Regions from separate parts of the Homo sapiens genome. Here region 1 is linked to region 2. Evidence: read pairs that join two places in POLR2A ChIA-PET (ENCODE). Cell type or tissue: MCF 10A. All regions are shown on one strand. Links, peaks and the distances in the headings refer to the core of each region. The heading gives the core; the rest is flanking DNA. Region 1 holds the start of AGAP2-AS1 (AGAP2 antisense RNA 1). Region 2 holds the start of TSFM (Ts translation elongation factor, mitochondrial).

Region 1 (5,366 bases), core at 302-5,301, 56 kb before region 2:
TTTCCTTCCCATATTCTCTCACACTCCCAAACTTCTGAAGAAGGGAGCAAACTTTGGCCACGAGGAAGGAGTGGAGCTGAAATAAGAGAGTCCAGGGTCTTGGAGGTGAAGGGGGAACGGCCAGGTCCTCTAGTCCAATCTTCTTTGCTACCTCCCCCCTCTTGTCGCTTTGCCCAGACCACACACCTGCCTCTGTACTTGTCACTGCACCTGCACTGTTGAATCCACCTTTCCTGGGTCACGCCGCTGTGCTGGGTGGTCACAGCCTAGGACCCTGTAGAGCCGCAGCCTCCATGTGAACTGGATTCAGGTCTGGTGCTGTGTCCTCAGTTCAGTGGCACACTTGCAGCTGAACCTCTTGGGGCTGGTGGGCACCAAGGGTCAGAAGCAATTCTACCCAAAGATGCTGGTGCTACCAACTAACTCCTCAAGGTAGATAACAACATATGGCTGTGCCCAACCTGCACTGGCTGCTGACCCAACCCTACCCTGTCCAGCCCCTCTACCTGAGTAAACACTTTCAGCTGCCCTCGAGAAATGGTAGGATTGGCTATGTGCTGAGCCTAGTGGCACTGCAGCTCATGGAGGCAGCACCGGCTTCAGGCCGCTGTGGCCTTGGTGGTCCCTTTGATGGCACGGAGGTGGATAAATGCCTGCATCAGCTGACACTGAGTTTGTGGACACCAGGGACCTCTGCAGCTAGCTGGGAAATCTTTCCCAGGAGGTCTCCCACCCCTTCCCTCTGGAACACCCCCTGACGAGGCCAGGGGAGGAACCCCTACTCTATGTTCTACTCTGGTACCTAGTGCTCACGGTGAGCAGGCTGGCTCGGGGCAGCCCTCCTCAGAGCTGGAGCGCCTTTCAGGTGCCCTCTGAACAGATACTGTTCAGAATACAGATAAACAGATGCCACCAAGGTCCCCTAGCTGTGCAGTGGAGGGGCAGGTTTCAAAATCAGATCTGTCTCCAAAGTTCCTGCTCTTAAACAAAGCTGTCCCATCTTCCCACCCCTCTCCATGGGCCTGTCCTCTCCTCTAAGTACCATATCCCAACTCTCCCAGGACTGGCATCATCTTAAGAGTCAGTGCCTTCTCTGTTCCCAGGGTCCCCACTGACTCCAACCTGCCCACGTCCTCCACTACATGAACCCAGAACTGTTGTACATGATGGAACCACCTCCATGCCCATGGGTACTGTCCTGCCACCAGCCCCAGTGGGAGGCACCTCTGCCTGTCCCTGTCCAACCCCAGTACCCCATCTTGACCAAGGCCATGCCCTGACCTGCCTCCAAGAACAGACCAGCAGCTCACCCCCTAGACAAAATCACTTCCTCTTTAATTGCTGTTGAAGAAGATTCACACCACTGCCTCCAAGGAGATGGGGGGGCATTTCCCCCTTGCCCCCACCTCTCTCCCCTCCCCAATTACCTGGTCCTTTGCAAACTATTTTAGCCAGAAAAAAAAAAAAAAAAAAAGACCGGAAACCACTGACACAGACAGCCCAAGGGCTGGGTTGGCTGAGGGAGGCAGGGCTGGGCCAGGTAAGTCCGCCCTATCACCCAGTTTGTGGGGAAGGGGCAGGGGGCCTGGAAACCCTCCCAGCCACCTCGAATCCTCTCAGCCCTGGCTGGGAGAGGTCACGGGGGTGAGGAATGGCTCTGGAGCTGCTCCAGTGGGAGGGAGGGGCTGGACAGAAAGAATAATGGGGGAGGGGTCCCACTGTAGGGGTGCCCCCTACCCCAGATCACCACGGGCGCTGCACAGTCACAGGTACGCAGTCACGGTCACAGACACAACCCGAGAGCACCCCCACCCCAACCCACCCCCTGCCCACCCTGGGCTTCCCCTACCCCAAAACGCCCTCCCCACGCCCCTGCCCGCCCCCATCCCCATGTTGGGGAACAAAGCAATAAATTACAAGGCCCCCGCAGCCCTCTTAGCCCGCTCCTGCTCCATCCCTTCTCCCTCCCAAGATAGTAGTGGGAGGGACCCAGGCTCTTGGTTCCCCCCGGACTCTTTAGCTTCCACCCATGGGTAGGTGTAGGGGACGTCCTGGTTTCCACTACTCACGGTCCCTTTCACGGAAAGGGTTGGGAACCCCCACCCCCATGAGCAGCAGGGGTCCTGCCCCTCGCTGCCCTTGCCCCCTTCACTGGGCAGTGAGATGAGCATGGAAGGGGTAGGGTTTCCGTATTGGCCCCAAGTCCCGGGGCTAGCCCTCCCATGTACTAAACCCTCCCTCTGGCGTGGCGTCGCCCCAGGAGCCAGCCTGGGTATGGGCTCCCGCCCTGGGATTGTTGAGCTCGGGCAGGACCGGGTCTTCTTTCCGCCCCTAGGGGGCACAAGCGGGCATGTCCAAGCGCCTAGGAGCCCGTACCGCTGGGGACCTCCCCTTCCGCGAACCCCGAGCGGGTAGACCCAGAGCAATCCGAGTGTGGAAACAATGGAGAGGGGGCGTGTTGAGCTGGGGTCTCCATGCCTCGTTGGGGAGAGGGAGGTGAGTTTGTGTCTTCTGGAAGGCGTGGGGGCTGTGCCCTCGTGGGGGTAGGAAGTGCTCCCGTGGGGCGGGGTGCGGATCGGAGAGGTGAGTGGGTGCGTCTGTCCAGCGGTCCGCCCGGTGTGGTCGTGCCCGGCCCGCGTGGGGATGGGGGTGTCTCTCCCGCTGGGCAACTATACCAGCGCAACCGGGGCGTCGGCGCGGCCCACGCTAGCGGCGCTGCTCCGGCGGCGGGGGCTGGGCGTGGCGGTGATGCTGGGCGTGGTGGCCGCGCTGGGCGTGGTGGCCGCGCTGCCGCCCTCACCCGGGCAGCCGTGCTGGAGAAGGATGTCGGCGCACAGCTGGCTTCCAGCCTGGCGGGCGTAGAACAGCGCCGTGCGGCCCTGGGCGTCACGGGCCGCCACGTCCGCGCCGTACTAGAGGGCGGAAACGGCCGCGTGACCGCGCGTCCCCAGGGCGCCCACACCCGGCGCCGCCTCCCCCACATGGCCAAGCCTACTTCCGGGGTCCCTCTGGGAATTTCGGGCTTTCCCGCGCCAGGCGTTTTCCGAGATGAAGCCTCAAAGACCCCCTTTCCTCCCCCCAGCTCACGTACCCACAGCAGCAGTTGCGTGATGACGACGTGGGCGAGCTCGGCCGCCAGGTGGAGTGGGGAGCGCAGCTGTGGGTCCTCTACGCTGGTGTCGAGCGGCCCGTGTCGCGCATGGGCCAAAAGCAGGAGAACGGTAGCCACGTCCTGGGCCTGCACGGCGGCCCACAGCTGGCGGCCCAGCGGCTCCTCCGAGGTGCTCAGCGGCGCCAGGAACAGTAGCTGCTCGTACTTGGCGCGAATCCACGACTCGCGCTCCTCCCTGCAAGACCAGGGATCAACGGAAAAGGCTCTAGGGACCCCCAGCCAGGACTTCTGCCCCTACCCACGGGACCGTCTCAGGTTCGCACACCCTCAGCAACCCTCCCCCCGCTCTGTTCCCTCACGCTTACCGCGAAGAGTCCCGCGAGGGCTTGGCACGGCCTCGCGTGTCGCTTTCCCACACGCGGTTGGCCGTGTCGTTGCCAATAGCCGTCAGCACCAGGGTCAGCTCCCGTGGCCAGTCGTCCAAGTCCAGCGAGCGAACGCGGGACAGGTGTGTGCCCAGGTTGCGGTGGATGCCAGAACACTCGATGCAGATGAGGGCGCCCAGGTTCAAGCTGGCCCACGTGGGGTCTGCGGAAGGAGCGTAGAGGTCGGCTCCCAGCCGGGCAGCACAGGCACCCCGGCATTCACTACACTCCCTAGCCCCTCCGCTGCCTCCTGGCACTCACTGGGGGCCCCGCAGTCCACGCAGATTGAATTCCCCTTGGCGTTCCGGATCGCCTGGATGGCCACGGCCTCGCTTTGGCTGTCTGTGCGCAGCTGCAGAGAGGGTTTGGGTTGGCACTGACTCTGCCTCCAAGCCCCACCTCCTTCTCAGACACCTCTGCTCTCCTCTCACACGACTTCGGCCGTGTCGTTGCCAATGGCCGTCAGCACCAGGGTCAGTTCCTGCGGCCAGTCCTCCACTCCACCTCAAACTCTTACCTTGACCTTGCTGCTCTCACAGCATTGCAGACTGGCTAGGATCTGACTCTCGATGGCCTGGACCCAGGCATCCCGCTCCTCAAAACTGGCTGCCTCAAAGTGCCACGTCTGACCCGTGCTGGACACGATCAGGAACTCAAAGTTTTCCTCTGAGTGGGGGATGGGATGGGGTCATTAAGGGACAGAGTTCAAGCAGGGGCTGCCTTTCCCAAGACCGTCCTCCCTGATGTCCATCCCGAGCCCCTGGGAGTGGGGCAGTGGGGGTAGGGAAAGCAGAGGGTGGGGGGCAGCAGGAAGCCCGAGCACATGCAGGGGAAGGCGGGGGCACCCCCACCCTTCTGCACCCCAGCTGAGCGCCCCTCCCGGCTCCCCACTTGTTACCTGCTTTATAAATATTTCTTAAACTACCAAAGGATTTTAGTTTCCACATTTTGCGCTTGGCTGGTTTCCCGAAGCGAAGGAGATAGAGATAGAATGGAGAGCAGAACAGAGAAAGAGAGACCAAGAAAGAAGGAGAAAAAGACAGGTAGATGGAGAGATGGAGAGAGATAGTGACAGAGTGCCAGAGACAAAGCAGGACAGACAGATGGGGAGAGAAAGCAGAACTAAAGTCAGTGGCCCCGGAGCAGAGTGGAACAGAAGCCAAGAGCCATGAGAGTAGGCAGATCTGGAACCTGGGTCTGAGCACCCGGCAGAGAGCAGGGGCAGCAGGGATGGGTTATCAAGACCAGCGAGGAGCTGGACCTCTGGGAGAAGAAGGGAGGGTCAGGATCTGAGTGAACACGGGGGAAGGGGACAGAAGCTGGGGCGCAGGGCTGAGATGAGAGGGCCCTGGGGCTGGTGGCGGTGGGGGTGCGGGGAATCACTGAGGGACAAGAATGGGGATCACTATGGTCAAGGGCTGTTGGGGAGCACTTGGCAATAGAAAGTTATCGGGAGAAGGCCGGGCACGGTGACTCATGCCTGTAATCCCCACCGCCTGTAATCCCAGCACTTTGGGAGGCCGAGGCGGGCAGATCACGAGGTCAGGAGATCAAGACCATCCTGGCTAACACAGTGAAACCCAGTCTCTACTAAAAAATACAAAAAATTAGCCGGGCATGGTGGCAAGTGCCTGTAGTCCCAGCTACTTGGAAGGCTGAGGCAGGAGAATGGTGTGAACCCGGGAGGCAGAGCTTGCAGTGAGCCGAGATCGCACCACTGTACTCCAGCCTGGGTGACAGAGTGAGACTCCATCTCAAAAAAAAAAAAAAAAAAGAAAAGAAAAAAAAAAGAAAGAAAGTTATTGGGAGAAGGGGCTGGGTGGTCACAG
Region 2 (5,366 bases), core at 189-5,188:
GCCCTCAGTATCGAACCTGAATCTTCTTAGCATGTCATAATCACTTTCCCTTTGTCTCATGTCTTGACACTTTTCTCCCCCTTCCACATCCTCTAAGATGCAGCCTTTCCTGAATATGCCATGCTCTTTCACTCCCAGGCCTTTGTACTCACTGTTCTCTTCTTGGAAAGCTCCACCTGACTAACTCCTACTTGTCCTTTAGGGCTCAGCTGAGGTCACATTTTCTGGGAAGCTTTCCAGACCCTTAAGGCGAGCTTGTGTCAGTGGGGGTGGGTACAGAACCCATCTCCAGCTTAGTCCTGCCCAGGCTTCTGCTGACATCTGATTGTTGTGTGTTGGCCAGAGAGGTTGAAGATTAGCTCAGAGAGAATGTTGATGTTGTAGAATGTAGAGTAATGAGAATAGCAGTGGGTGAAATGGAGGTTGAGGCAACTAAAAGCCAGTGTGGGCTCTGGGCTGTCAAGACATTGTCCTCTATGCTCTGAGGTCTCTGGACCTTCCAGGCAGGAGCCAAGAACCCTTGGTTGGTTCCTCTGACTTGCATTTTTCCTCCTTCCTCTCTCTCAGGGGGGGATGTTACCATCACTGACCTGCCCCTGGCCCTAGAACAGATCCAGGGCAACGTCCAGGCCAATGTGCCAGCTGGAGGCCAGGCCCAGGTGCGTGCCTTGTCCTGGGGGATTGACCATCATGTCTTCCCTGCAAACTATGACCTGGTGCTGGGGGCTGATATCGTGTACCTGGAACCCACCTTCCCTCTGCTGCTGGGGACCCTCCAACACCTGTGCAGGCCCCATGGCACCATCTATCTGGCCTCCAAGATGAGAAAGGAGCATGGGACAGAGAGCTTCTTTCAGCACCTCCTGCCCCAGCATTTCCAACTGGAGCTGGCTCAGCGGGATGAGGATGAAAATGTCAACATCTATAGGGCCAGGCACAGGGAACCAAGACCTGCTTGACATCACCCTTGCTGTTCTTCTCAATCTCTTGCTCTAATGAAGGAACTGTGTATCTCAAAAACCATATTTCCAGAGCCACAAACATGAGGACCAAAAAGGATGGATTTCCCTGGCCTCTCTCACTTTCCTCCTTCCCTCTTTGTTACCCCAGATACTCTTGGGCAGGTGCAGTGAGGTGCCTGCTTACAAGGAATCCCAGAGTTCTGGCAGCACTAGTGTTAGAACACCAAGGAGGTTCCTGGCTCCTGTTCTCAGAGAAGGAGGATGGTAAGGTATCCAGGATTTTTAGGGGGTAAGGGAGATATATGGGATGTGAGAGCAGTGATTGTAGACAGACTGTCACTGATCACTTCCATTCCTGTTGCTGTTTACACAGAATGGACTTTAAAAAAATTCTGTGGGATTTTTTTTTCTTTTTTTCTTTTTTTTTGAGACAGGGTCTCACTCTGTCATCCAGGCTGGAGTGCAGTGGTGTGATCACAGCTCACTGCAGCCTCAACCTCTGAAGGCCCAGATGATCTTCCTGCCTCAGCTCCCCAAGTAGCTGGGACTAGAGGCATGCGCCACCACACCCGGCTAATTTTTGTATTTTCAGTAGAGACAGGGTTTCGCCATGTTGCCCAGGGTGGTCTCAAACTCCTGGGCTCAAGTGATCCACCCGCCTTGCCTCCCAAAGTGCTGGGATTGCAGGCATGGCCCACTGTGCTAGCCTAGGATTTTTTTTTTTTTTTAAGAAAGAATTAAGCCTTAAAAATCTATTGTGCAAGAACCCAACTTTTACTCAGGAGCTGAGAAGGAAGAAGCCTCAAACCACCCATTTCCTGCTTTTTAGAGATAGAGTCTAGTGGAACCATGGCTCTAACTGGGTCAAGTCCTCCTAGCTCTGAAGCTAAGGCTGCAGAGCTGTCCTTTGGACTGTATTTCTTCATGCTTTCCAGAGTTAGAGCCTTGATCACGGAACATCATTGTGTGCAGAAGAATACTGTACCTAGTACTAAGTTCTTTTCATCTTTGATTTTTCTTTAGCTTCATCAGTCCTTCCTTCCTAATCTCTAATCCCCTGAAGCCTAACACAGTTCCTAATGTGTTTTGCCTTAACCTCTTTTCTCTTCCCACATTGGTACTTCTGGTTGGGGCTCTCTTTACTTACTGCTTAGGCACATAGTCACCTTCTCTGGACTCCCTGCTTCCATGCTTTCTCCTTCAGTCCATTCCGCAAACTCTTGTGATCTTCCAAAATTAGCTCTGATTAGCTTTCACTTCCTGTAGAAGCAAGAACAAGCTCCTCTGCTTGGTACTTAGTCTGTGTCCATGTGATCCAAAATTACCTTCCTATTGCATTTCCTACTCCTTTGCTACGTGTATTGGACCTCTGGCCAAATTACAAAAGATGTACTCTTTGTTCTCTAAAACCACACTAAAGTTTTCTGACTTCTTTCACACTCTTTATGATAATCCTCTGCCTGAAAGGCTATTGCCACCTGTCAAAATCTTCATTATTCTTTGCCTCTTTCCTGAGCCTCTTGCTTGAATGTGATTTCTTTCTCCCTGAGACCCATAAGGTTCATCTTATGGGACCTTAATTTGTCTTGCATGGACATTTGTGATTCTCATTTTCTCACCATTAAATTACCTTGGAGGGTAGGGCTGTGGTTTACTCCTGTCTAAACCCCTGAAGCCTAACACAGTTCCTGGCACACAACAGGTGTTCAACAGATATTGTGCTCATTCAATAAATATTTACTCGCTTTGTTTAATGGATTCCACCCCTGCCTTCCTAGGTGACCTTGGACAAATTCTCGAACCCATTCACCAACCACACAAGTTTGTTGTGAGTCATAAATGGATAATGAATATAAATGCGCATTGAAAATAAACATAAAATGTTACCCACATTTCTTGTGTTGTTGTTTTGTGACGACTTTATTTCTTGGTTTCTGTTATTTTACCTGGGGTGGGAGGTGGGGGGTAATTCCCGTATGAAATGTGTCGTCTCAAGAAATCAAGTAGAGGCGAGGACTGTGTTCCTCCGGCCAGCAGGTGGCACCATACTCGTTTGGTGCGTTCCGCTGGAGAATTCTGGCCCTTCCGCCGCGCCGTAGGTTTGTTGCCTCACCAGTGCGCCCGCCGGAGGGTGTTTATCGCGGCTAGAGAGATGTCGCTGCTGCGGTCGCTGCGCGTGTTTCTGGTCGCGCGGACCGGGAGCTACCCGGTGAGAAGTCCTGGTGCTGGTACCGACCTGCTGTCCCTGCAGCTCTCCTGTGCGCCTGTACCTTTCCCTTCCTCCCAACCTCGTTTGACTCCATCTCACCTTCCCCGACAGCATTGCCTCTGCCCAGTCCAGCCCCGGTGCACCCCCCTTTGCACACTGTCCGCTCCCTAAGGTCGCTTCCCTGCCCGTGTACCCTTCACCCTCTGGAGTTTGCTGCTTCCTGCTCCTCATCCCTTTCTTATCTCATCTAGGCTGGGTCTCTTCTGCGTCAGTCGCCCCAGCCAAGGCACACATTTTATGCTGGGCCCCGTCTGTCTGCCTCGGCCTCCAGCAAGGAGCTCCTCATGAAGCTGCGGCGGAAAACAGGCTACTCCTTTGTAAATTGCAAGAAAGCTCTGGAGACTTGTGGCGGGGACCTCAAACAGGTGTGTGTGTGGAGGGGTGCAGGGCGGAGTACTAGAGCTCGACCTCAGACTCTTGGGGCGGTCACGCTGGGGAGCATAAAGTTAGACTGCTCTTCAGTGACCATAATGGCACAGTCCTAAGTGGAAATCTGGCTTAAATGACAACCTTGGCCTTGACTTTGTCTTATTTGAAAGCAGTTGAGTATCCCAGGATTAACAAACCAGACTGTTACGGTGTTTCTTGTTGCCTGGAGCTGAAAGGGTTTGTGTGAGCTTTGGAGTCAGATTGTTCAGGAGTCAAATTGTGGGGCCCCCACACTGTCTGACTTTAGACTTTTTTTTTTTTTTTCAGACGGAGTCTTGCTCTGTGGCCCAGGCCGGCGTGCAATGGCACGATGTTGGCTCACTGCAACCTCCGCCTCCCGGGTTCAAGCGATTCTCCTGCCTCAGCCTCCTGAGTAGTTGGGATTACAGGCGTGCGCCACGACACCCGGCTATTTTATTTTTTATTTTTTATTTTTTTTTGTATTTTTAGTAGAGATGGGGTTTCGCCGTGTCGGCCAGGCTGGTCTCGAACTCCTGGCCTCAGGTGATCCGCCCGCCTCGGCTTCCCAGAGTGGTGGGATTACAGGAGTGAGCCACCGCGCCCGGCTGACTTTAGACATCTTAATCTTTCAGAGTTGTGTAGTTTTTGCCTGTACGGTCATGCGTCTCTTAATAGGAAGATACATTCTGAGAAATGGCGTCGTTAGGAGATTTTGGCTTATGCACATCATAGAGTACCTACACAAACCTAGATGGTATATTGTACTACAACCTGGGCTATATGGAATTGCCAGCTGCTCCTAGGCTACAAACCGTTACAAAATGTTACTGGACTGAATACTGTAGGCAGTTGTAACACAGTGGTAAGTATTGTGTATCTAAACATAGAAAAAGTACAGTAAATAGGCATAAAAGATAAAAAACGATACATCTCCATAGGGAACTTATCATGTATGGAGCTTGCAGGACTGGAAGTTGCTCTGGGTGAGTCAGTGAGTGGTGAGTGAATATGAAGGCCTGCCTTAGGACACTATGGTGCACTATAGTAGACGTTAAAGCACAGTACACATAAGCTACATTACATTTATAAGAAATTTTTTTCTGTGATAATAAGTTAACCTTAGTTTAATGTAACATTTTTATTTTATAAACTTTTAACATGTTTTAAATTTTTGGACTCTTTTGTAATAACAGCATAAAACACATATTGTACAGCTGTACCAAAATATTTTTCTTTATGCACTTTTTCTGTGAGCTTTTTTCTGTTTTTAAAATTTTAAACTTTTTTTGGCTGGGCGTGGTGGCTCATGCCTGTAATCTCAGAACTTTGGGAGGCTGAGGCAAGCGGATCACCTGAGGTTGCGAGTTCGAGACTAGCCTGACCCACACGGAGAAACCTCGTCTCTACTAAAAAAAAATAAAATTAGCCTGGTGTGGTGGCAAGGGCCTGTAATCCCAGCTACTCGGGAGGCTGAGGTAGGATAATCTCTTGAACCCAAAAGGCGGAGGTTGTGGTGAGCCGAGATCGTGCCATTGCACTCCAGCCTGGGCAATAAGAGTGAAACTCTGTCTCAAAAAAAAAAACAACAACTTTTTTTATTGAAATATCTTTTTTTTTTTTTTTTTTTTTTTTTTTTGAGACAGAGTCTTACTCTGTCCCCCAGGCTGGACTGCAGTGGCACAATCTTGGCTCACTGCAAGCTCCACCTCCCAGGTTCACACCATTCTCCTGCCTCAGCCTCCTGA

Evidence for each region. ChIA-PET counts read pairs that join two places held together with the same protein. Peaks named below come from ENCODE experiments on the same cell type or tissue, not always from the same donor. Only the 100,000 strongest peaks of a DNase experiment are listed, where the experiment ranks them.
Region 1: POLR2A ChIA-PET joins it to region 2 with 5 read pairs; 7 of 35 experiments call an interaction of 5 or more read pairs at or near these places.

Annotation. Positions count from the first base shown.
Region 1 is chr12:57,723,883-57,729,248 of GRCh38, forward strand. It overlaps AGAP2 (ArfGAP with GTPase domain, ankyrin repeat and PH domain 2), which reads right to left. Exons shown (of 19, transcript NM_001122772.3): 14 at 4,436-4,495; 15 at 4,055-4,203; 16 at 3,799-3,889; 17 at 3,478-3,700; 18 at 3,092-3,347; 19 at 1,315-2,912. The coding sequence ends at 2,670. It overlaps AGAP2-AS1 (AGAP2 antisense RNA 1), which reads left to right and starts at 2,358. Exons shown (of 2, transcript NR_027032.1): 1 at 2,358-2,496; 2 at 3,083-4,474. RefSeq lists enhancers at 2,940-3,575, 3,576-4,209. In MCF 10A, for the core only: CTCF peaks have their summits at 2,369 (motif pointing right) and 3,113 (motif pointing right); a DNase peak (open chromatin) is centred at 2,339.
Region 2 is chr12:57,779,688-57,785,053 of GRCh38, forward strand. EEF1AKMT3 (EEF1A lysine methyltransferase 3) reads left to right here. Exons shown (of 3, transcript NM_015433.3): 3 at 568-2,854. The coding sequence ends at 959. TSFM (Ts translation elongation factor, mitochondrial) reads left to right here and starts at 3,100. Exons shown (of 6, transcript NM_005726.6): 1 at 3,100-3,171; 2 at 3,423-3,596. The coding sequence starts at 3,115. RefSeq lists enhancers at 2,861-3,730, 3,084-3,153. In MCF 10A, for the core only: a CTCF peak has its summit at 3,005 (motif pointing right); a DNase peak (open chromatin) is centred at 3,034.